Linked DNA regions of Homo sapiens: region 2 is linked to region 1. Evidence: read pairs that join two places in POLR2A ChIA-PET (ENCODE). Cell type or tissue: GM12878. All regions are shown on one strand. Links, peaks and the distances in the headings refer to the core of each region. The heading gives the core; the rest is flanking DNA.

Region 1 (8,213 bases), core at 1-5,000:
CCCTGGCTCCCACCGCGCCCTGGCCCTGGGGGTGCCCAAAGACCGGGGTGTGCTGTGGCCCGAGTGAGCACCCTGTGGGCGTCACTGCTGTCCATGCTGCTGGGATTGGGGAAGGGAGGTCTGGTGGGGCACAGTGGGCGCACCAGGAGGTCAGGCTGGGTGGGGGGAGCGGGAGGGAGCCCCCGCTGGGTGGTCTTGGGCCAGCCAGCTTCTTGCCTGCAGGGCAATGGTGCTAGTAACTGGAACAACCCACCCTGCCTCTCCCAGAGACGGCGCCTCCTCAGTGCTCCCCTTCCACAGGACGTAGGGTCTTCTAGAGATCAAAACAGGGAGGAGGAAAGAAATCCTACCGCAGGCCCCTGCCCCGACCCTGGGACCCACACTGTTTGGCTTCTAGGGACAACGCCCAGGCCCTGGGATTTGAAGACTCCACCTTTTCTTTCGTGTGTATATGTGCTCTGTCAAAATGTGTATCACATGAAGTTGATCGTTGTGACCATTTTCAGGTGCACAGCCCAGGGGCATTGTACACAACCGCGGTGTTGTGCAGCCGACGCCCCCATCCAACTCCAGAATGTTTGTATCTTCCCAAACTGAAACTCTGTCCCCAGTAACCCCGGCTCCCCTCCTCCCCCACCCGCTGGAAACCACGACTCCGCCGCCCACCTCTGCATTTGACTGCTCCAAGTACCTCAGGAAATGACCTCATGCGGTCTCCGCACGTTCGCGTCCATCTTGTTTATTTCCAGCGTTTGGCCCGTGGGAGCGATGAGCGCACCTGTTCAGCCCCTGCTTTCAGTTCTTTCAGGGAGTTCTCACGTGGTCTTCAGAGGTTCCCACACGCTGCTTCCCACAGCAGCTGCACCATTGTACATTCCAACAGCAACGGACAAGGGCTCCAATCTCTTCGTATTCTTGCAAACATTTACTATTTTATGTGGTTTTTTTTTCTTTTCTTTTTTTTTTTTTTTTTTTGAGACGGAGTCTCGCTCTGTCGCCCAGGCTGGAGTGCAGTGGTGCGATCTCGGCTCACTGCAAGCTCCACCTCCCGGGTTCCCGCCATTCTCCTGCCTCAGCCGCCCGAGTAGCTGGGACTACAGGCGCCCGCTACCACGCCCGGCTAATTTTTTGTATTTTTATTAGAGACGGGGTTTCACCGTATTAGCCAGGATGGTCTCGATCTCCTGACCTCGTGATCCACCCGCCTCGGCCTCCCAAAGTGCTGGGATTACAGGCGTGCGCTACTGCCCGGTTTGAAAAGGCAATTGAGGTTTCTAAACTCCTACTAAAGGAAATAATTCCTAGAGTTGGGCTGCCTAAGAGCTTACAGAGCGATAATGGCTCACCTTTCACAGCGACAGTTACCCGAAACACATCTTCAGCCCTAGGAATTCAGTGCCGCCTTGACTCGGCACGGAGGCCACAGTCTTTGGGGAAAGTAGAAAGAGCTAATCAAACTCTAAAAAGGACTCTTGCTAAACTATGCCAAGAGACATCAGAAACCTGGAGGTCTTTATTACCTGTAGCCTTATTACGGGTTCGAATGGCCCCTAAGGGAAATCTGCATCTCAGCACTTTTGAAATAATGTATAGAAGGCCTTTCTTAACTACAGACCTCCTAATAGACATAGATACTTTCAAGCTACAGAATTATGTGATCAACTTAGGACAAGTGCAAAACGCACTCCTTGACTATGGAAATCAGAGACTCCCTTCCCCCACTGAGGAAGACAATCTGGTTCCAACCCAGCTGGGAGACTGGGTCCTATTGCAAACTTGGAAGGAAGGATCCTCAGCAGATCAACTTTCCCCCCAAGTGGAGGGGACTCTATCAAGTTCTCCTTAGTACCCCAACTACAGTTAAACTTCTGGGAATAAACAGCTGGGTCCACTTATCTCAAATTAAACCTGTCTCTTATAAAGCCCCACAGGCCAACGGAACACAAGAGACTGATCCCGTTTATTCCCGTGAGCCAGTCAGTGACCTCTGATTCCTGTTCCTAAGAAATGAGAGGGATGGGGGGCATAAATACCTGGATTGGCATTCTACTTTTAGGCACAAGTTGGAATCATGCAGAGAGTGATTTATTTACTGAGTAGGCACAGACTTTAGCCTGTCTACATAATCACATAAACGGTTGGGTATGTGGAGAATTGCCACTTTCCTCCACCTCTGGGTTGCCCTGGCATAGTCAACTGGCCAGCCTAAGTCTGTGGGGATTTTACGTTCCAGACCATTACCCAGGCTATGAGAGCTTTAGAGCTCACGTCTCTGCCATTGATGAGCTGTCAGTCAGTCCTCTATTGGCTTGGTTCCAACAGCTGCCCAGTTCTTGGAAAGCCTTTCTGTTTAGCTAGTTTACTTGGAATGATTTTATTTATTTTGCTTTGCTATTGTAGAATATATTGCGGTTGTACTCTTTGTGTAGGAATGCATGACAAGCTCACTCAACACTTTCTTCAGTTGGACATTTTTTTGTTTTTTTTTTGTTTTTTTTTGAGACGGAGTCTTTCTCTGTAGCCCAGGCTGGAGTGCAGTGGCATGATCTTGGCTCACTGCAACCTCCACCTTCTGGGTTCAAGTGATTCTCCTGCCTCAGCCTCTTGAGTAGCTGGGATTACAGGCGCACACCACCATGCCTAGCTAATTTTGTATTTTTAGTAGAGACGGGGTTTCTCCATGTTGGTCAGGCTGGTCTTGAACTCCTGACCTCAGATGATCCACCCGCCTCAGCCTTCCAAAGTGCTGGGATTACAGGTGTGAACCACCATGCCCATCCTGTTTTTCCTTCTTAAATGAGACAAGAGGGATAGAGAATGGGGCTGTGTGTTTCCCTTCCCAACATAAAAGACTGGAGGGAGCTGGAGTTGATACTTCCCTTCCTCCAGGTTGGTTAGACTCTGATTAAACTCTGGTACGTTAAAAATAGTTTCTCTTGAGGGCAGAGGAAGAACAGAATGCTCTGGCATATTTCGAAAGTGCTACTTCTCCCCTCCCCTTGTCCAAAGCACAAGGGGATTTTTCTCTGGTATTTACCTGGGGGATCTGGTAGAGTTTGTGCAGGTAAAACTCACAGAAGTGTGGCCTCCACCCTAAGACTGGGCCCTGGAGTTTTTAACTGTCAAGCTTGGCCACACAGCCTCCAGCAATCTGCCAGTGACAGTTTAGGTTTTCCCAACCTGGCAGTGGTTCCCAGGGAGGTGTCTGCTCTGCAGAATTGGGATTCTCTGCATCTGTCTGTCGTCTCTACAACTTTTTTGGGCAGTGGTTTGCCCTGTGACCTCATCATCTGTTGAATATAAGAAATATTATTGACTTTCAGTTTGCTCACGTTTTGTTCTTGTGAAAAGATTGATTGTTTCCAAGCTTCTCACACAGTGGACTAGAAATTGATTCATTTCATTTATCCTTTTTGGGTTTGTGGGGTTCTTGAATTTGTGACTTGATGATTTTGATTACTTTTAGAAATTTCCTGGCTATTAACTCTGGAGTATTGCTTCAACCTCATGTTCTCTCATCTCCTCTCTGGGATCCAGTTACAAATATATTGGTCCTTCTTCCTGAATCCTTTGTGTATCTTAACCTGTCACCTGTATTTTCCATTTGTATTATCCATACTTCATTCTGAATATTTTCTACTGACCTATTTTCCACTTCACTAATTCTCTCTTCAGCTGAATTTGCTATTAAAGCCACTAAGTTTATAATTTAAGTGATTTTATTTTTCAGTGCTAGAATTTTCATTTGGTTTTTCTAGGTTTTTTTTTTTTTTTTTGCTGAAATTCTAAATTCCACCTCTATTTCTGCAAATGCTGTAAGCACAGTTTTGTTCCAGTCTCTGTCTCGCGACTCCAGTGTCTGGACTGGTAGATCTTCTGCCTATGGTCTCTGCTGCTTTCATTCTTGCTGATTTGTTTTTTCAATTGTCTAGAATTTTTATTGTGGACTGAACATTGTATTTGTAAAATTATTTTGTAGAAATCATTTGAGGTCTATTTTATTTTCCTCCAGAGAGGGTTTATGTTTGCATCTGCGAGACATGGGGGCACTAGGGGTCCTGGATCATCTTACTCTAGTTTCAGGGATTGAAATCATTTCAAGATGATTACAGTTTAGGTTTTCCTACCCTGGCAGTGGTGCAAAAGGCCCTGAGTTGCTGCAAGAGCCGGTCTCCTTCTATCCACCCCTATGTCTAGGGTGCGGTTATTTGTTGTCCCAACTCAAAATGGTGGGGGTCGGGGGGATGTTCGCCAACTCCCCACTCTCAGGTGGGCTGAATCTCTCGCTGTCTGGCTCCTCAGTGGGCTGTGAGCTATCTGAAGCAGCAAATGCTTTGGGGGAAAAGTGAGCGTCCCGAAGGCTTTTTTCACTCTGGATCTTTGTCTTTCTGGGATTTTGTTTGTTTGCATTCCAAGCAAATATTTTTAACATTTTGCTCAGCTTTTGTAGTCACCATCAGAAAAGTGATGGGTCCAGATTAACTAGTCCCTAATAACCAGAAACTGGAAGTCTGATGGTTGTTTTCAGTCTTGAACAACATTGATTCTGCGGTGACCAGTTTAGAGTTCATGCAATAGACCTTCCTCCCCCTTGTAAAATCATCACTATTTCAGCTAATACTTAGAGTGACCTCCTGGTGACTCATCCTCAGCCCCCTTTGCCGGTTCTTCTTTTCCCCGACATTTTCATTCTGGAGGGCTTGGGATTCAGTCCTTTGGCCTTTTTCCTAGCTGTGTCTGCCCCCTCGGGGATCTCATCCAATACCCTTCCCACAGCCTACCCAGACCCCAGTGCTGAACTCCAGACTCACGGATTCAGCGGAGCGCAGAATGTCAGATGTGTGAGGGCCGCCTCCGATGCAGCGCGTTCCAGATGGAGCTGCGGCCTCCCCCAGACCCGCCCACCCCCACCCCCAGATTCTGTTGAGGGCAAATCATGCTTCCTCGCAGCTCACACCCTGTTGGTTCTCCCTCCCACGTTCATCTGGAATGCGGCCGCTCCCCACCTCTTCCCGCCTGCCCTCAGTCAGCACAGCAGCCTTCTAATGGCTTCTGCCCTCCCATCATCCCCAGACCCTCCCTTTCACACAGCAGCTGTGAGGTCCTCCTCAGGCAGGGTCAGGTCACGCCTCTCCCTCTCAGAGTCCTGCCTCAGCCCCTCCCCTGTCATCAACAAAGACTAGACTGTGAATGGCCCCATCTGCCTCCTGCCTCCCGAGCTCACAGCCTCTGAGGTCCCGGATGGGAAATCCCACCAGGCAGTCTGTGGACGCCGCACTGCAGGCGAGTGGGGTCTATCTTTTCAAAGCTGATGCCCACGCCCAGAGAGGGTGTCTTCCATGAGAGACGTGGCCTGGCAGCTGCTGCTGTGGGCCCTGGGCCCGGGGACACACCCGGCCCTCATTGAAGACAGGAGGCATCCCGCTGGGGGAGTCAGATGAGATGTCCAGCCCCACGTCACCTCCCTGTGCTCGGCCGTGCTCCGTGAATGGCCTGGTGGGTTTCTGTGTGTGGAGAGCTGGGTGGGCTTCTAGGGTCTTGACTACGGGGCTGGATGTAGAGTACTCTAGAGAGGCTGGGGATGAGATGAGGCAGCTGCAGGTGGCCCCTCCTCACCGCCTGAGGACGCGGGACCACGCCAGGCTTTTCTGGGCAGGGTGCCCCTGGCTGTGTGGCAACAGATATGCACAGAAATGCCACATGGGCTCCTGAGGCAGCCTCATGTCTCCACTGGTGGGTGGTGTGGGAGAGGGGACCTGAGATTTTGCCTGGCTCCTTGCTATTTGGGGGACGGGTGTGCCTCTGGGGTCCCAGCTGTGAACCAGGTTGTTTCACCTGGGGTGGGGTCGGGCTTGGCTCTGTCCCCGGGTCCTGGGCTTTCCTGGGCTCCCACTCACTGCCCTCTGGGCAGCTGGGCCTCCCCACATCCCTGGCGCGCTGGGGCAGCCCCATCTTCCTTCCTGCTGCTCAAGCGAGAGCCTCGCCACCACTCTGAGTGCCTTCGCTCACGCTCATCCAGTGCATTTGAAATCCCCGTGCTCCACCTTCCCGACACCCAGAGTCAGCCCCATCACAGGTCTCATCTGCACAGGGCTCCCTGCCTTTCCCTGTCTCCACCTCCCCCACCCCTGCCCAGTCAGCCGCATCACAGGTCCCATCTGCACAGGGCTCCCTGCCTCTCCCTGCCTCTCCCTGCCTCTCCCTGCCTCTCCCTGCCTCTCCCTGCCTCTCCCTGCCTCCACCTCCCCCCGCCCCGCCCAGGCCTGCAGCTCCTCTCACCCGGTGCTCCACCCCTGCATCTGGGCTGCTGGGGCCCCCGTGGCCATGACAGATGCCGCAGAGGCGTCACATCCTTTCTGGGTGTGATGGCCTCGGCTTCTGCTCGCTCACTGCCCGGCATCTCCAGTCCAGCTTCTCCTGCAGCATGGAGAGAGGCCACGTGGAGGGTGTGCCCAGCCCATGGCCCACCCAAGGTCCCCTGTGTATTGGTGACCCTGCTTGGACCTTGCAACCCAGCCCAGCCCCACGGGATGCAGCCACGAGGTCAACCCAGCCACACCTCATGAAGCGGACACGGCCACCCCGACCCTTCTCTAGTCCTGCACCCAGAGTTGTGACTGTAAAGTGGGGGTTGTTTTAAGCCACCAAGCTCTGGGGTAGTTTGCTCCAGGCAGCAGGTGACTGAGACACTGCCCTGTGGGACTCCCCATTTCTGCACTCGCTCCCCTGTATGGGGGCTCCTGGATCATGCCAGGGTCACGTCTGATAAACCCAATGTTAGTTGAAAGCCTCCAGATGAAAGGCACTCAGTGCACTCCGCCTCCTGAATATCATTGTTCGGCCTCCCGGCCTTCACCATGTGCAGACGCTGACGTCAGCACATTCGACAAAGTCCCCAATTCCCTTGCTCTGTTTCTAAGGCCCCGCCACCCCCACGCTGTGGCTGCGCTTCCTTGTCCTCATCCTTGTCCACCTGTGTTCTTTCCAGGTGCCCTGAGTGGACTGGAGGGGCACAGGGCAGCCTGGCACCTGCTGAGCCCTTGCTGGGGCCATGCTGTCCTGAGCCCCTGCTGAGCACCTTATGGGGACATGAGTGGGGGCTCAGTCTGGGAAGGAGGAGGGGAGGCCTGGGGAGATGGTCTGACTAGCTCTGCCCAGCCCCTCGGTGCTGTCTGGGGACAGGCTGGGGTCCAGGGCCTCCCCAGATGATGGGACCAGTGTCTCCAGGGCTCTGCAGGCTGGTCGGGGCGGCTGACCTGGGCATTTCTTCTTCTGGCTGCCGGGAGGCAGCAAGGCCCCAGGTTTGCATCTCAGTGGCCAAGTCTGGGCGAGGCTTTTCGGGGAGCAGGGGTGCAGCGGCCAAGTGTGTCTTTGGCCACTCTGGGGCCACATCAACGGGTCCTGGGGTCCCTGAAGCACCCGGGAGGCAGCCAGGAGGGCGCCAGTGCTGGGCTGTGCAGGGTGGGCCTGAAGAAGGGGGTGGTGCCTGGCGGTGATGGAGTGGGCCCGTCCCATCCCCCAGGCCGGCAGCCCTGCCTCAGGAGAGCCCTCAGTGGGCTGCAGAGGGGCCTCCCACGGTGAGAGAGGACGGGGAGGGACTGGAGTGTGGTTCATGTGGTGGCCTGCTGGTGCAGGGCTGGGCTCCATGTTGGCAGGGCTTGCGGGGGCGGTGCTGGGCTTCACAGTGGCAGGACTTGCAGAGGGGGCCTGGGCTCCATGGTGGCAGGGCTGGTGCAGGGCTGGGCTCCACAGTGGCAGGGCTGGGGGGTCTGTGCCCACAAGGCCACATCAGGCACAGGGGACCAGCCCCCAGGACAGAGGTCAAGGCCTGGATTTTGTGGCCCAACCTGGACCCCTAACTCTCTCCTTGCCCCACAGTGAGTAAACCGAGGTGCAGTCATGGCGCCTGCCTCCTGCCGTGTGTTTAGGTGAATGAGGTCAGGCCGGGTACTCACCTGTGCATCCCCGCTGCTGGGACCACAGCAGGTGCACCCACGGACCCCAGCCCCACTCCGACCGCCTGTGTCCTCACCCTCTGCGGGCTGACCCTTTCCCCCTCTGGCCAGTGGAGGTGGGAAGGCTCTGAGGGCCCCTGAGCCCAGGTTCCCTCTCTGTGGCCCTTAGCCCTGGCCACAGCACTCGGAACTTCTAACCGAGCCCTGCCGCCATAGCACACGGTCCGTGGTGCAGTCACCTGACACTGCACCAGGGCG
Region 2 (11,426 bases), core at 2,414-7,413, 810 kb after region 1:
TACCCAGGCCAGGAACCTGACCTGCCACAGGCCCAGGGCTGCGTGCACACTGGCTGAATGCATTAGTTAATATTTTGGTGACGCTGGTTACTTGCCACCTCTGCTGTAAATAACAGCAGCGTCAAGGATACAGTGGCCACGAGAGGTAGCAGCTGCTGATGTGTGGAGAAGCCTCCATAGAGAAATACGTGTGAAAGATGCATCAAGAAAACCCAAGCTGTGATGCTGTTAAGGGCTGAAATGTGTCTGCTGAAGTCCTAAACCTGCAAACGTGACCTTATTTGGAAATAGGGTCTTTGCAAATATAATCAAGTTAAGATGAGGTCATAGTGGATTAGGGCGGGCCCTCACCCAATAGGACCAGCTTCCTTAAAAGAAAAGGAAAAGGCCAGGCCTGGCACGGTGGCTCACGCCTGTAATCCCAGCACTTTGGAAGGCTGAGGCGGGCAGATCATCTGAGGTCAGGAGTTCGAGACCAGCCTGACCAACATGGAGAAACCCCATCTCTACTAAAAATACGAAACTAGCCGGGCATGGTGGCGCATGCCTGTAATCCCAGCTACTCAGGAAGGCTGAGGCAGGAGAATCGCTTGAACCCAGGAGGCAGAGGTTGCGTTGAGCCAAGATCGCGCCACTGCAGTCCAGCCTGGGCAACAAGAGCGAAACTCAGTCTCAAAAAAAAAAAGAAAAGAAAAGAAAAGGAAAGGGCCAGATGTGGTGGCTCATGCCTGTAATCCCAACTCTTGGGGAGGCAGAGGCAGGAGGATCGCTTGAGCCCAGCATGGGCCACATAGGGAGACCCTGTCCCTACAAAAAGTAAAAAAATTAGCCAGGTATGATGGTGCATGCTTGTAGTCCCAGCTACTTGGGAGGCTGAGGCAAGAGGATCCTTGAGTCTGGGAGAAGGAGGCTACAGTGAGCTGTGCTTGTGCCACTGTACTCCAGCCTGGCCCACAGAGTGAGATCCTGTCTCAAGAAAAAAAAATAGAAAAAGAAAAAGAGGCCGGGTGCAGTGGCTCAGGCTTGTAATCCCAGCTCTTCAGGAGGCCAAGGTGGGCGGATCACCTGAGGTCAGGAGTTCGAGACCAGCCTGGGCAACATGGTGAAACCCTGTACCTACCAAAAATACAAAAAATTAGTCAGGCGTGGTGGCACACGCCTGTAATCCCAGCTACTTGGAAGGCTGAGGCAGGAGAATCGCTTAAACCTGGGAGGTGGAGGCTGCAGTGAGCTGAAATGGTGCCACTACACTCCAGCCTGGGCAGCAGAGTGAGACTCTGTCTCAAAAAAAAAAAAAAAAGGAAGAAGAAGAAAGAAGAGGAAAAAACCTGGACACCCGCAGGGGAGACTGTGTGAAGACAGAGGCAGAGGCTGGAGCGAGGCGTCTATAAGCCAAGAGGCACCAGGGACTGTGGTCAACACCTGCAGCTGAAGAGGCAGGAGGACCCTCCCCTGGAGCCTTGGGAGGAAGAGTGGCCCCGTCCACCCCGATGCTGGGTGTCAGCCTCCAGCCCTGTGACAGAATAAGGCTCTACCGTTTTCAGCCACTCAGGCCATGGTCCCATGTAACGCAGCCCCAGGAACTCGCCCAAACAGCAAGCTCACCTACAGAGACTGCACGGCACCACGCTCTGAGTGGTGGCACTGGGGGTCTTCACCCAGGACTCACATGGTCCCATCCGCCAGGGACCCTGCCTTTTGAGTCTGTAGTTTTGAGGTACACTGCAAGGGGCCCTTTGTAGAGCTGGACAAGGGCGCTGGGGTGAGAGCCACTGGCGCCATCCACGCTGCCCCTGCCAGGTGAGGCATGCCTTGACCACGGTCCTGCTGGAAAGCACGTGGCAAAGCCACCCAGAAACCAGATGCAAAGCCCAGAAGCCCTCGGTGCAGCCCCTGCATCCAAGTCACGGTCCCCTCCAGCTGGGCTGCGTAAGGAGGTCCAACCCTGGGTCTTCGTGAGGAGGAGAGCAGCGCAGTGCCGCCCCGCAGTCAGTTCTGCAGAGGGAGGGTGGGCCAGGCCAGTGCGGACCCCCAGGGCATGTTCTACAGCAACAGTGGCCACAGCTCCAGCCAACACCTGGGCACTCGCCATCTCTCCTGATAGTTATGTATTCATGTCAGCATGTCAAGAAAAGCATCACTGGCTGGTCGCGGTGGCTCATGCCTGTCATCCCAACACTTTAGGATGCCGAGGCGGACAGATCACAAGGTCAGGAGTTCGAGACCAGCCTGGCCAACATGGTGAAACCCCGTGTCTATTAAAAAAAAATGCAAAAATTAGCCGGGCATGGTGGCAGACACCTGTAATCCCAGCTACTGGGGAGGCTGAGGCAGGAGAATCGCTTGAAACTGGAAGGCAGAGGTTGCAAGGCAGAGGTTGCAGTGAGCCGAGATCGCGCCACTGCACTCCAGCCTGGGTGAAAGAACGAAACTCCAGCTCAAAAAAAAAAAAAAAAAAGAAGGCCAGGCGCAGTGGCTCAAGCCTGTAATCCCAGCACTTTGGGAGGCCAAGGTGGGCGGATCACAAGGTCAGGAGTTCAAGACCGCCTGACCAACATGGTGAAACCCCGTTTCTACTACAGAATACAAAAATTAGCCAGGCGTGGTGGTGTGCGCCTGTAATCCCAGCTACTCAGGAGGCTGAGGCAGGAGAATCGCTTGAACCCGGGAGATGGAGGTGGCAGTGAGCTGAGATCGCGCCACTGCACTCCAGCCTGGGCGACAGAGTGAGACTCTGTCTGAGAAGAGAAGAGCATCACTGAGACACCAACTCATGACTTCCTGGATGCGCTTCCTTCTTAAGACAAGGCAAAAATTAGGTGAAGTACAAAATGAGGTTGTTATCAATAACATTAAGCGAACAGAGAGCGCACCCGGGATGCTAATGGATGCTGCCTGCCAGCTTTGCTCCCTCCAGGAGCGCATCCCGAAGAAGACGAGCCAGCCCTCACCAGGGTGCAGGTGTGTGTCTCACTCAGACCCTTCCTGACCCTGAATCTCAGGCTCACCCGGAGGCGTCTGTGATCACAGCTCTGCTTCCTGTGAGGGCTCTGCCATGGGCACTCGACATGGCCTTACACAGACACAGGGTCCCACAGACGATGGGACCTCCTACCCTCCCTTCTCCCAAGGTCTCTAGCAATTTCCACACTGAAGAAAGCAAAAACAGCAACAGTGTCCCAGGGGCCAGACCAGAGGTAAACGGATTAAAACAACCACTTCTCGGCCTCCCTGAATGTTACTGCAACGTCTAGTGAAATCCAGTGAGCAGCCGTGAAAATGGCTTTAACTAGATGGGATATCAGAGTTAGTGCCACCTCGTAACTCCCTGCCTCACTCCGCCAACAAGTAAGAAAAGCAACTGGGACGCTCGGAGCACTGACAGCCGCTTTGTCAGTCACGGGACACGCATTTCACCGTCCAGCAGAGGGTGTCTGCTAATGATTTCCGAAAAGTTCTTCAAAACACTCCGAAGTACAGAACAAGTCTACATACAAACTAAAATAAAAGCAACGAAATACTATAGATGTATTTCCATATATCACCGTAGGCAGCGAAACATAACCATTTCCTCAGGCAAAAACATGCAAACTCCCAGTGTATGACGTTAGCAACGTATAACGAAGAAAAGAAAGCAAAAGTCATAAAAACAGTAAACAGGCACACTTTTTTTTTTGTTTGAGACGAAGTCTCGCTCTGTCACCCAGGCTGGAGTGCAGTGGCACGATTTCGGCTCACTGCAAGCTCTGCCTCCCAGGTTCACGCCATTCTCCCACCTCAGCCTCCTGAGTAGCTGGGACTACAGGCACCCGCCACCACACCCAGCTAATTTTGTTTTTTTGTATTTTTAATAGAGACGGGGTTCCACTATGTTAGCCAGGATGGTCTCGATCTCCTGACCTCATGATCCGCCTGCCTCGGCCTCCCAAAGTGCTGGGATTACAGGCATGAGACACCGCGCCTGGCCAATGTAAACAGGCACACTTTTTAAGAAGTATATTATATATATATATTTTTTTTTTGAGACAGAGTTTTGCTCTTGTTGCCCAAGCTGGAGTGCAGTGGTGCAATCTCGGCTCACACAACCTCCACCTCCCCAGTTCAAGCGATTCTCCTGCCTCAGCCTCCCGAGTAGCTGGATTACAGGCGCGCCACCATGCCCAGCTAATTTTGAATGTTTGGTAGAGACCGGGTTTCTCCATGTTGGTCAGGCTGATCTCGAACTCCCGACCTCAGGTGATCCGCCCACCTGGGCCTTCCAAAGTTCTGGGATTACAGGCGTGAGCCACCGCGCCCAGCCTATTTATTATTTTTTTAGATGGAGCCTCACACTGTTGCCCAGGCTGGAGTGCCACAGCACGATCTCGGCTCACTGCAATCTCTGCTTCCCAGGTTCAAGCGATTCTCCTGCCTCATCCTCCCGAAGATCTGGGACTACAGGTGTCTGCCCCCATGCATGGCTAATTTTTTTTTTTTTTTAGATGGAGTTTCGCTCTTGTTGCCCAGGCTAGAGTGCAATGGTGCGATCTCAGCTCACTGCAACCTCCGCCTCCCAGGTTCAAAAGATTCTCCTGCCTCAGCCTCCCAAGTAGCTGGGATTACAGGCATGCGCCATCACGCCCAGCTAATTTTTGTATTTTTAGTAGAGACGGGGTTTCACCATGTTGGCCAAGATGGTCTCAATCTCTTGACCTCATGATCCGCCCGCCTCAGCCTCCCAAAGTATTACAGGCGTGAGCCACTGCGCCCGGCCTTTTTTTTTTTTTTCAGTAGAGACAGGGCTTCACGATGTTGGCCAAGACAAACTCCTAACCTCAGGATCCACCCACCTCAGCCTCCAAAGTGCTGGGATTACAGGCCTGAGCCCCTGTGCCTGGCCATTATTACTATTATTATTTTTTATTTTAGAGAGGGTCTTGCTGTGTTGCCCAGGGTGGCCTTAAACTCCTGGGCTCAAACGCTCCTCCTGCCTCAGCCTCCTGAGCAGCTGGGACTACAAGCAGGCACGCTTTTTTTTTTTTTTCTGAGACGGAGTTTCCCTCTTGTTGCCCAGGCTGGAGTGCAATGGTGCGCTCTCAGCTCACTGCAACCTCCACCTCCCAGGTTCAAGTGATTCTCCTGCCTCAGCCTCCCAAGTAGCTGGGATTACAGGTGTGTGCCACCACGCACAGCTAATTTTTTTGTGTATATATTTTTAGTATAAATGGGGTTTCACCATGTCAGCCAGGCTAGTCTCAAACTCCTGACCTCAGGTGATCTGCCCACCTCGGCCTCCCAAAGTGCTGGGATTACAGGTGTAAGCCACCATGTCTGGTCCAGGCTCACTTTTAATAAGGTGATGCTAAACAGAAATACTTAAAGTACAGAGTAACATTAACCTGAAATGTTTCATTCACTTTGGAAAAAAACAACAGCCACTGTTTAGGAAGCACCGAGGCGGTTTTAAATATCCTGACTCCCTTAGTTTCCCTTCAGAAATAAAAACCTTTGTGATATCACTAACAATTCTCAGAGCACAAGGCTGTCCCGCAGCCTGCCCCAAGCACTTACTCACCAGAAAAACCCAGCCAGTCACTCAGCACACTGCGAGAACTTACACCTTTAACTTCCCCTATCTAAGAAGCTTTTTGCGGGAAAAATTACCATCTGTGCTTTTACTCAATAGTGAGCTCTTACCATTAACATTTTAGAAACATGAACACAGCCCTGATCAAGCGGAACCGATACACTCCCGAAACAGGCAGAAAATCCTAAACACACTTGCAGCACCAGCCAGCAAAGCTGCACTCACAGCGTCGGGAACCGGAGGTGGCTGGGAGAACCGGGAATAAACGACGGGACACACGTCCAGCCTTCCTGAGTTCAAGCGCCCTGAATTCACCCACCAGCACACCCATGGGGGAGACGGGCACTTTTGTATGTGACACGGGCCCCCAATGAGAAAAGCCTGGGGTGCTCTCCCTAGAGCTGACACGTGTACACGCATGCAAAACCCAGCCCTGGGACTGATGGGCTCTAGGCCCCGACAAAGGAGCACAGGAGGCCTATTCCATTTCAGTACAATGGGTTCCGTGATTGGCCAAGGCTGGGCTCAGTCCTACACCAGACTGACAGCTTCCTCACCCTCCCACGCTTGGGTTTAAAGACATGTCCACAGGAAGATGCACCATCAGTCAACGGCTGCTGTTAGGAGAAACAGGAACAGCACTGACCACACGGCGAGCACAGGACACGGCCAACCCGGCAAGCACGAAAACATGAGAGTGAAGCCTACAGTGAGTCTCGGAATTCCAGACCACGGGCCAGGTGCTATGGCTCACACCTGTCGTCCCAGCACTTTGGGAGGCTGAGGCAGGATGAATGCTTGAGCCCAGGAGTTTGAGACCAGCCTGGGCAACACAGCGAGACCCTGTCTGTACAAAACATGTTTTAAAAATGGAAACAAAAAGTCGGGAGCGGTGGCACACACCTGTCATCCTAGCACTTTGGGAAGCCGAGACGGGTGGATCACTTAAGCTCAGGAGTTCGAGACCAGCCTGGGCAACATGGACAAACCCCGTCTGTACTAAAACTTAAAAAAAAAATTAGCTGGGCATGGTGGCGCGCACCTGTGATCCCAGTTACTCAGGAGGCTGAGGCAGCAGGAGAATCACTTGAAACCGAGAGGTGGAGATTGCAGTGAGCCAAAACTGCACCACTGCACTCCAGCCTGAGCGACAGAGCGAGACTCCACCTCAAAAATACATACATAAAATAAAAATAAAAATGGGAACAAAAGGCCAGGCACAGTGGCTCACTGTCATCCCGGTACTTTGGGGGTTCCAGGTGGGCAGATGGGGGTGCACTCGCGCTCAGGAGTTCAAGACCAGCGTGGGCAACATGGCAAAACCTGGTCTCTACTAAAAAAAGTACAAAAATTAGCAGGGTGTGGTGGCACACGCCTATAATCCTAGCTACTCAGGAGACTGAGGCACAAGAATCACTTGAGCCCAGGAAGCAGAGGTTGCAGTGAGCCAAGATCACGCCACTGCATTCCAGCCTTAGCGACAGAGTGAGACCCTGTCTCAAAAAAATAAATAAATAAATAAGATAAAATAAAAATAAAACAAAAATAAAAAAATTGGCCGGGTGTGGTGGTGCGTGCTTGTAGTCCCAGGTACTCAGGAGGCAGAGGTGGGAGGATCACCTTAGCCCAGGTCGAGGCCGCAGTGAGCCATGACTGTGCCACTGCACTCCAGCCTGGGCAACAGAACGAGGCCCCTTCTCAAAAAAAAATTAAATAATTCAGACCAGAAAAAAGGACAATATCCACGTCACACTGCATCCCTGACCACACACTTCCCAGAACAAGTTTTCTCGTTGTGGTGTCTTCCAATTCCTTTTCCTCTGTCCTGATTCCTGTCCTGACCTTTGTCCTCTAGGAACCTTGTGTGTGTGTGTGTGTGTGTGTGTGTGTGTTCTTTGGGACTGCTCCGTTTTCTGTTTGTAAAAGGAAATGTAAACCGTTGAATGGGCTCCCCACAGGACTAACGTAAACGACCAGATTACACTTGAGAAGTGGAGATTTTGAGTGCAGAGAGGAGGCTGTAGGCGAATCAAGGCTTCTTTAGAGACCAGAGGCTCAGGGCAGGGTCGCTGGCCAAAGTCCTCTGTTTCCTTGAATGGGTAACAAGCAGACACGTCCCACCTAAGCATCAGGGCCACCTTCGAGGTTGAGCAGCCGGCCTCCCTGAAGCATGGGAAATTCCGAGTCTTGTGGGTCTGCAGATTCCACACTGAAATGGGAGGAGGAAGAAATGGGGCTGGACCTGGACAAACAAGTGCCTTCTTCAGCCAGTCTGTCCTCCACCCCTAAAGGAGCTGAATAATCTCTACTTCTTTCGAAAATACCTAAGCTGGCTTTGAACTTGCCAAATAAAAGGATACTGCCATTCACCAGATTCAATAATTTAAATGGCATGGAAAGAGAACACCCATTTTATTCAAATAGGGCCACACCAAGACAAGAAAGACTACAGACCATGTTGTCTTGAAAGCTAATTTAGCAAATATCAGAAAAACTCACTTGGCGGTTGCCACAAAAGCCCTGAACCACGCCCTTTTTCCTGAAAGCTCAGGGTCTGCAGGACAACTCAGAGGTTCTAATCCCACCCAAAATTTCACGTGGCCAAGGAACACTTACCGCCTTCCCCCACCCCCGTTCTTCTGGGTGCTCTGAGAGGTGATGTTTCCATCACTGCACCCCCATCTCACCGTCATCAAACCCTCCCTCCCCCATCTTCCCATCACTGCACCCCCATCTCACCGTCATCAAACCCTCCCTCCCCCATCTTCCCATCACTGCACCCCCATCTCACCGTCATCAAACCCTCCCTCCCCCATCTTCCCATCACTGCACCCCCGTCTCACCGTCATCAAACCCTCCCTCCCCCATCTTCCCATCACTGCACCCCCGTCTCACCGTCATCAAACCCTCCCTCCCCCATCTTCCCATCACTGCACCCCCGTCTCACCGTCATCAAACCCTCCCTCCCCCATCTTCCCATCACTGCACCCCCGTCTCACCGTCATCAAACCCTCCCTCCCCCATCTTCCCATCACTGCACCCCCGTCTCACCGTCATCAAACCCTCCCTCCCCCATCTTCCCATCACTGCACCCCCATCTCACCATCATCAAACCCTTCCTGGCTGGGTGCAGTAGCTCATGCCTGTAATCCCAGCACTTTGGGAGACCGAGGCAGGCGGATCACTTGAGGTCAGGAGTTCAAGACCAGCCTGGCCAACATGATGAAACCCCATCTCTACTAAAAATACAAAAATTAGCCGGGCGTGGTGGCGGATGCCCATAATCCCAGCTTCTAGGGAGGCCAAGGCAGGAGATTCGCTTGAACCCGGGAGGCAGAGGTTGTAATGAGCCGAGATCTCGTCACTGCACTCCAGCCTGGGGGACAGAACAAGACTCCGTCTCAAAAAAAAAAAAAAAAACCCTCCCTCCCGCCCACCATCTCACTACCATCAAACCCCTCCCTCCCGGCTTCCCAGGGCCAGTTGTCCCCATGCTGCACAAACAGCCCTGGGCACTTTGTGTCAACAACTCTGTTTTCTGGTTCTATCCCTGCACTTGCTGTTCCTCCAACCAGAACAGCCTTGCTCCACTTCTCAGCCTCTGCAAAGCGGCTGGCTATGGCCAATGAGTGGATTATGAGTGTGTTTCTAGAAAGCCTGTGTGTCTGGATGTGCCCCTCCACAGCCCAGAAATCAACAACCAGGCCTTCGAGTTTCTTCATAACTCAGAAGCTTCTAATCTCTGTGACTTTTTGTGGGATTCTTTCAGGGAAGTCAGTTGGGAAAGCGGCGAATCAACACTGCGACAGGTAATGCTTAGCTTGGGCCGACTTCTCGTTCTTCTGCCCAGTTAAGAGCCATAGTTTTGCTCCCCATGCCCCAGCAGATAAGCAAAGCCTCTGTCCATCCGGCGGGTGACCCACACTAAGAAGACGACTTGCCCAGAGTAACGTGGGCCACGCGGTCCAGGTGTGTCCACCTCTCACAAAGGCAGCTGTCAACACCGGGAGTTCCTAAGCCCTCTGCACGTAGCCCAAGGCACAGCAGTGCCCCTCTCCACATCTCCACAGAGGAGCACCGACGCAGGCCTCGTGTGCAGCGATATGCCAGCGAATGGGAAGGCTTTCTGTGCAAGAGGCTTCATTTTCTTCATTTTCTTCAGAGTGGTTGGAAGAGATGATGTGATGCACTTTTGTAAACGAAAATGTCTTACAAACAAAGTATCTGTGTGTCCCATGCAAGCAGCAATGCTGCCCGACTTTCAGATAAATGAAGACATTTTTAGAAACTGATTGTTCACACACATATGTGGCTCTTTTCCATTTTGGGGGAAACTGAGAAGGACTGAGTCGCTAGTAAGTCAGAGATGCTCAAAGAGAAACCAAGAGGAGCCCGGGGGCGACACCTGGGCCGACAATGACAGGCCCAGAGAAGAAATGCTTTGGCTGGGCACGGTGGCTCATGCCTGTAATCCCAGCACTTTGGGAGGCCGAGGCGGGTGAATCATGAGGTCAGGAGATCGAGACCATCCTGGCTAACATGGTGAAACCCCATCTCTACTTAAAAAAAAAAAAAAAATTAGCCGGGCATGTTGGCAGACGCCTGTAGTCCCAGCTACTCCGGAGGCTGAGGCAGGAGAATGGGGTGAACCCGGAAGGTGGAGCTTGCAGTGAGCCGACATCGCGCCGCTGCACTCCAGCCTGCGCGACAGAGCGAGACTCCCTCTCAAAAAAAGAAATGCTTCACGGATGACTTTTCCAAAAAGACAGCGAGTGTCCTTGGGAAGGCATTATGTGTGCTGAACCAAGTCTTCAGAAGGTACAACGTGAAACTCAACTGCTCCTCATGCCTACCCCCACAGCTGACCAGCTCCCAAAAGCTGCCTCCTACGTACAGTGGCCCTGCCCTCCGGCCAGCAATCCACTCTCCGGGAAGCAGGGTTTGGAATATGACTCGCTCCACCAGGACCGGATGACTGCCAGGTCTGGAACCGTGCGGGTGGATCTCCGAGTGGACTCCCTTCCCTCGAGTCACCTTTGGGCTCCGGTGCCACTCCCCACAGCAGTCCCCACAGCAGTCCACACAGCAGTCCAGGCACCCTCCTCCCAGCCTTGGGCCGTTTCTTGCCAGCCTCTGCCAGCCACCACACTGGGTCACATCAGTGGTTTCTGCGTGCCCCCAACCCACCTCCGTGGGAACTTTGTCACCAACCTGGCCCAAAGTCTGGTCCACAGCAGGCCCTCAGTAACACCAAAGAGCTGTCATGAATAGGAAACCCCGAGTGTCTCCGGTAAGACGCAAAAGCCCATCTGTCAAAACACAAAAGATGGCCGGGCGCGGTGGCTCACGCCTGTAATCCCAGCACTTTGGGAGGCCGAGGCGGGTGGATCATGAGGTCAGGAGATCGAGACCATCCTGGCTAACAAGGTGAAACCCCGTCTCTACTAAAAATACAAAAAAATTAGCCGGGCGCGGTGGCGGGCGCCTGTAGTCCCAGCTACTCGGGAGGCTGAGGCAGGAGAATGGCGTGAACCCGGGAAGCGGAGCTTGCAGTGAGCCGAGATTGCGCCACTGCAGTCCGCAGTCCGGCCTGGGCGACAGAGCGAGACTCCGTCTCAAAAAAAAAAAAACAAAAAAAAAAAACCACAAAAGATCTGCAAATGCTTTTGAAAAATACACTAATGTTTCTCAACTTTCTATTGTAAAATAGCTATGGTAGCAAATTTTTAATCCAGATAATGATGTTTAGAAGCATTTAATAATTTTAAATTGTAAATTAGAGTAAAACGGCACTGCTGATACTCAACTATGCAACAGAACCATTCAACAGAACACTTTGCATAAATCATACTTAGGTCAA

Evidence for each region. ChIA-PET counts read pairs that join two places held together with the same protein. Peaks named below come from ENCODE experiments on the same cell type or tissue, not always from the same donor. Only the 100,000 strongest peaks of a DNase experiment are listed, where the experiment ranks them.
Region 2: POLR2A ChIA-PET joins it to region 1 with 5 read pairs; 1 of 35 experiments calls an interaction of 5 or more read pairs at or near these places.

The regions. Positions count from the first base shown.
Region 1 is chr20:63,009,800-63,018,012 of GRCh38, forward strand. No RefSeq gene overlaps it. Among named protein-coding and RNA genes, the nearest start is that of BHLHE23, 6.9 kb to the left of the region's middle. RefSeq lists silencers at 1-208, 219-298 and enhancers at 619-938, 3,139-3,288, 6,974-7,941. In GM12878, for the core only: a CTCF peak has its summit at 39; DNase peaks (open chromatin) are centred at 782, 2,222 and 3,002; H3K4me3 peaks cover 3,859 bases; H3K27ac peaks cover 4,234 bases.
Region 2 is chr20:63,816,432-63,827,857 of GRCh38, forward strand. All of the region lies in intron 1 of ZBTB46 (zinc finger and BTB domain containing 46), which reads right to left. It overlaps ZBTB46-AS1 (ZBTB46 antisense RNA 1), which reads left to right. Exons shown (of 3, transcript NR_110081.1): 2 at 4,319-4,440; 3 at 5,691-6,584. Among named protein-coding and RNA genes, the nearest start is that of ZBTB46, 9.1 kb to the right of the region's middle. RefSeq lists an enhancer at 1-85. In GM12878, for the core only: no CTCF peak of the experiment used is centred there; no DNase peak of the experiment used is centred there; H3K27ac peaks cover 533 bases.